Linked DNA regions of Homo sapiens: region 1 is linked to region 2. A link is an interaction called in ENCODE POLR2A ChIA-PET data of the cell type or tissue named here. Cell type or tissue: HepG2. All regions are shown on one strand. Each heading gives the region's core, and the rest is flanking DNA. Links, peaks and the distances in the headings are about the cores only. Region 1 overlaps GRB10 (growth factor receptor bound protein 10). Region 2 overlaps DDC (dopa decarboxylase).

What was found. ChIA-PET counts read pairs that join two places held together with the same protein. Peaks named below come from ENCODE experiments on the same cell type or tissue, not always from the same donor. Only the 100,000 strongest peaks of a DNase experiment are listed, where the experiment ranks them.
Region 1: POLR2A ChIA-PET joins it to region 2 with 12 read pairs; 3 of 35 experiments call an interaction of 5 or more read pairs at or near these places.

Annotation. Positions count from the first base shown.
Region 1 is chr7:50,613,413-50,616,216 of GRCh38, reverse strand. It overlaps GRB10 (growth factor receptor bound protein 10), which reads left to right. Exons shown (of 19, transcript NM_001350814.2): 11 at 1-7; 12 at 1,337-1,447. Among named protein-coding and RNA genes, the nearest start is that of DDC, 49 kb to the right of the region's middle. In HepG2, for the core only: a CTCF peak has its summit at 1,266; a DNase peak (open chromatin) is centred at 996; H3K4me3 peaks cover 760 bases.
Region 2 is chr7:50,559,434-50,562,237 of GRCh38, reverse strand. All of the region lies in intron 1 of DDC (dopa decarboxylase), which reads left to right. Among named protein-coding and RNA genes, the nearest start is that of DDC, 4.6 kb to the left of the region's middle. In HepG2, for the core only: no CTCF peak of the experiment used is centred there; a DNase peak (open chromatin) is centred at 1,187.

The DNA.
Region 1 (2,804 bases), core at 14-2,513, 54 kb before region 2:
TTCAAAGGTGAGCTTTAAAAGCTACCACCACCAGCCCTAATTCTGCCACAGTCACTCCCCCCAGGTCCTCAGAGTGAACCTGGGCTTCATTTTTAAATGCACCTTAGACTCCTCCAAGCTCAGGACAACTTCTTAATAAGCTAATTGTGCAGCAGCTGAACTTGGAGTCACAGGTTTCCTGGTCTCGCTCAGAAACTAGGTAATAAATAATACAGGCCTAAGAACCCCACCTGCCTAGCCCCACCCCCACTGCGGGTTGGGAGCAGACACCCCTGGCTGCCCCATCACTTCAGAGACTGGCCTAGTTCTCATAAGTTGGGATTTAAGCTAGCTGTAAAGATGTTTGATAGACTATTGCCACCCTAATGCCAGTGTAACTTTATGTATCATAGATATTTCATGAAATAAACTGCAGGCTTGCATGTATCCCCAGTGAGAAGAAGGTGGGAGATGGAAAACAGCTGCAGGCCCTCAAAAGAGAGCTTAGGCCGGAGGCTCCTTTGCTCCCATGTACACTCTTGTCTGCTCTCTTCTTGTGCTGTCCACATATACCCTGTGGCAGGAGCCTTGTCCACCCAATACCTGGCTGAGCACTTACCATCTGAGGGCTGTGGTCTCTTTTGCTCTGGCCAGCAGAGGTGAAAGGGAGCTGGCGGGACCCCAGCACAGGTGTTGAGCATCTGGGAACCGGCTCTGGGAAGGTGTTGGGGCCGGCTCTGGGAAGTCAGCAGCTGCCGACACCTGGGCCAGAGAGAAGGGGCGTCTGCAGAGAGGGGCTTTGAACTGACACAGGGCATGGTAGCTTCCTGACCTCCCAGCTCTGCTGTGTGGCCCGCTCACTGTCCTCGTGTGTGCTGAAGTTGGGAGGGTATTTCGTAGAGCAGGAAACAGAGCTGGGCTGGAGAGTTGAGGAGGAGAAGGGTGGGACAAGCAAGCTACCAGTGGGAAAACCCAAAGTACGGTTGGACTCTGGACTCACAACAAACCAAAGGCAGACAGGCCCTGTGCTCTTAACTCTGACCTTTGGGTTATAGATTTTCTCCTGCTTTTTATCTTGAATATCCGGTCATGGGGCTTTGATTTGCCAGAAGTATCAAATACGTTCCAACAGCCTTGTGTGTCTGAGAACTGGGGAAGTGGGTGTTTTGGGTGAGACTGGGTGAATTTGGTTTTAGTTTAGCACTTATTACACCTCGCGTAATAATCATATGTAATATGTATAGTGTCATCGGGGAAAGTGCTTGTAAGTGTGCAGAGACTGCCCTCTGTCTACCAGAGGTGAACACATTTGCTCTTTGCTGTGCTTGAGACTTTAACCTGGCCAGTGTTGTCACAGGAACCCAGACACCTGCAGCTGCTGGCCGACCTGGAGGACAGCAACATCTTCTCCCTGATCGCTGGCAGGAAGCAGTACAACGCCCCTACAGACCACGGGCTCTGCATAAAGGTACCCACGAGCTGTCCACAGACGGCGCGCATGCTCAGCAGCCCACAGGAGACTGACTTCTTCTCTTGCCCAGCACTTGATTGTTGCTTCTATTGTCTTCAACAGAAACATAGTTTCACACTGGATTTATCCATTCCTGTAAAAACATTTATTGTACACTTGCTGCTATCAGTCCTTGAGTAGCTCAGAAGCTCAAGGACAAGCAGACAGGGATGGATAATGTGGCTAGTGGGCTCAGTGTTTTAGGGAGGGTGGCTTTTGGCATCAAAGGGTGGGCTGTGGCTGTAGCCCAGTACTAGTAGCTGGAAGGGGAGGTGGGGCAAGGGAGGGGACCCCCAGCCTGTCACCTGGGTTGCCTGCATGGTACTGAGTGAGCTGATGGCTTCTGTGTGGGCCTCTGGCTGTGGGGATGGTCAGACAGGAATAGACACAATGCTGCCCACCCTCTGCATGCATGTGTGTGCTGGCATGCACACACACGTGTGCACACACATCTACATGCACATACCCACACGTGCATACATACATGTATAGACATACACCTTTGTGCATACACACAGGTATAGACATACACCTTTGTGCATACACATACATTATACACACATGTACATAGACACACATACACATGTGCACACACCTATAGGCAGAGCCCACTCCTTTTCCCCTGATGAGGTTGTGGTGGTATTAATAATCATAATGGTAGATGATATTTACTGAATGCTTACTGTGCATGATATGTTCCACTGACAGTTTTACATCCATTATCTTAATCTTCACAGCCCCTTGTGGGATAGGAAGTTGGCCACATTGCCCACATCCAGTAGCCAGTGAATAGTTGTGCTTGGAGTTTGCCCTGTAGGCTGACTTATGAGCCATAGCCCAAGCCACATCCCGAGAACACACAATACGGGGAGCCCCTCCTTAGGGGAAAATTTCTTTCCAAAATATCACCTCATACCTTGCTCAGGGAATACTCTTTCGGTTATAAGTAATAGGCGTCTAATTCACACCAGCTAGAGGCCCAAGGCAGCCTCAGGCGGGGCTGGAGGTATGAGCAGCAGCTGGCACTCTCCCTTCCCACCAGCCCACACCAGCCATGCTTGCCTGTCTCTGCAAACGCAGTCTCTGCTTCTCTCATAGCACCAGCCGAGCGCAGGGTAGTCACACCTGTCCCTCAACCCCTCCAGATTCTTGGGAGGGAGAGCTGGGGTGTGTCCAGCATTGTTTCTTGAGTCTGAGGTCGGGGGTTCTTCTGGAGATGCAGGTCAGTTTATGCCTGCAACAATTCTCCTCCCTCACCAAAGGGCCCTGCCTCTGGAGGGGCACCTGTCTTCTCCCCATGGTGCCTACTTCCCCT
Region 2 (2,804 bases), core at 28-2,527:
GTACCACCTGCCAGGTCCCCGCCCTGCAGCCCCTGCACTCATGGCATGTTCTGCTGCCTGGAAGGCCGCTGCCTCTGTCCCAGTTCCATGGGGATCTCTGCTCTAGAGGGGTAGCTTCTTCCTTGAAAAGATGCTGCTTAAAGTCAGAGGATGGATGGCTCTCCTTGGGGCATTTCTAGCTCTGGACTGTGCCACAAGCCCTGGATGTGGTATGTGTATGTGTGTGTATGCATGCACTTAGGTATGTGTGTGTGTGCATGTGTGTGTGGTATGCATGCATATATGCATGTGCTATTGTACGTGTGTAGTGTGTATAAACATGCATGCATGTATGCTTGTGTATGTGTGTGCATGCATAAGTGTGCATGGTGTGTGTGCATGTGTGTGTGGTCGGGGCAGGGGCACCTGCAGGCTGCTCGTCATCTGAGTGGACCCTGTTCTCCACTCTTCCTCCTCTGCAAAGCCCAGGCCCCTTTCCTAGCTTCACATGACTCTGCGTGCACCTTCAGGAGAAACGGAGTCCTGCTCCTTCTATTGCACCCATCAACCAGGAGTGGGGGGAGGGGGTGGAGGTGGGGAAGATGATCCTCCCTGTTGCTGCCCCATGGTGGGAGGAGAGACTGAGCCCAAACCATGTTTTAGATGCTGATAGGCTTAAGGGTAACAGCACAGGAGTTTGAGATGCATGCGGCTCAACACCTAATCTACATCTCACTTCACTTTCTCATCTGGGGAAGTGGGCTTGGGACCCTGAGCCTCCCGGGTATCACAGGGTCCTAATAGTCCCTCACAGAAGGAGCAGACCCAGAGTGAGCACTCCCCAAATGCCACGCCGTCCCTTCCTCACCCTTGGAGTGGAGCCTGGTCGTTCTCAAAGTTGCTGGGAGAGTCCCAGGAGCCCTGGCCCCAAATCTGCATCCTACACAGTGCCTGGGAACACAGGGCCCATTTTTTCCTTGGCCTCTCGCCAGTCCCAGCAGGCCCTGATGCTCCTCTCCATCCTGCTAGGATGGCTCTCTCCCCCTGGGGGCAGAGTGGGGGCAGGAGGTGGTGGGAGGGTGGAGGGATGCTGCTCAGTAAATAATGCAGAGCCGGCAGCTCTGATTGGCTTCGGGGAGGCAGACACTCTGTCTACATAAATGGCAATCACATCTTCTGTGCCTCTTAACTGTCACTGTGGAGAGGAGAGAGAGAGGACAGAGAGCAAGTCACTCCCGGCTGCCTGTGAGTACTGCTCTTTGTCCTCATGGCTCACGCGTCCAGCTCTCTGGATGGCCGTGACCCTGGGGTTTGGGGTGGGAGGTTTGCCGGTTGATTCTAGCTGTGCTGAATTCTCCTCCTGCAGGAGGAAGGAGGTTCGGCTGACAGGGACAGCTGAGCATTCAGTGTGTGCAGGTGACACAGGGTTTACAGGAACTTTTCAAGAAAATAGGCACCAACCTAGGTCGGCTTGCTTTTTTGTGCTATCTGCAAGCAACAGGTCAGGCAGAGAATCTGAAACTTTGGATTGCTTTTTAGGCCACATTCCTAGAGCCATGACAGCAACATAACTAAGTGAGTGGAAATTATTTTCCAGACTGGCTCATGTGCATGTAGAGACCGTGGAGGCCACACGATGGGTGGGAAAGAAGGAGGCTATGCAGCCCCACAGACTCAGGTTTGCATTCAGATGCACACCTCCCTGGCCGCCTTTCCTTCCTCAGACGTGAAGGAGAGGAGCTAATTAACAGCATCCTCCCCCAGATCATAGTAAAAACCAGGTTTGATTTTATAAAGGGGCGGGCACACAATAGGTGCTCAATAAATGAGAGCTCTATTGTGAATAAGGGAGGAAAGTGTGAGGTCACTGAAAATGCTGCTGAGTGGTCTGCTGCGCCCTCCACAGCCTGTTTTCTTCAGTTTCCAAGCGAAATTCAGGCAGGTGACATGGGTTCTTCCCACAAGCTTGTTTCTCTCTTGAAGACTCCAAGGGCGAGGCTCCTTGCGAAAATTTCTCATTCAGATAAGCAGAGTTTCCCCTCCAAAAGGTGACAATCACTGCACAAAAGCTGGTCCTCTGTTGGTTTGTCAAGGGTGCCAGAGAAAAACACTCCTTTTGCTGGGGGCACCGGAGTCCTGCTGGCAGCGTGCGGTGACCCCAGACTAGAACACAGGCATCCTGGATGGCTGACCACAGAGCAAGTTAAGGGGTGTCTGGATGGTTCTGAAGGAAACAAAATCAAGCCATTCTCAGCAGTTTCTTTTCTTCCTGTCTTCTGGGCACACGCTAGGTGGGCGTCTACACACAGCCAGTGTGAAGAAAATAATTAAAATAAATCCCCCTTAACTCCCCTTGCCACAAATTCAAAGAGATAGCCTGGGGGATCTAATTACTTTTGTTTTCTGCTCTTCAAGATGTTGATTATTCTGAAGGTTTTACTTTCAGACACTCAACTTGAGTCAGCAGTTAAGTTTAGGGAACGGCTCTAGGAAAACCACACTATGCGGGTATTTTAAAAGAAGTGTTCTGCGGCTGGGCGCAGTGGCTCACGCCTGTAATCCCAACACTTTGGGAGGCTGAGGCGAGTGGATCACCTGAGGTCGGGAGTTCAAGACCAGCCTGGCCAACATGGTGGAACCGTATCTCTACTAAAAATACAAAAATTAGACAGGCGTGGTTGTGCGTGCCTATAGTCCCAGTTACTCAGGGGGCTGAAGCAGGAGAATTGCTTGAACCCGGGAGGCGGAGGTTGCAGTGAGCTGAGATCATGCCATTGCACTGCAGCCTGGGCAACAGAGCGAGACTCTGTCTCCAAAAAAAAAAA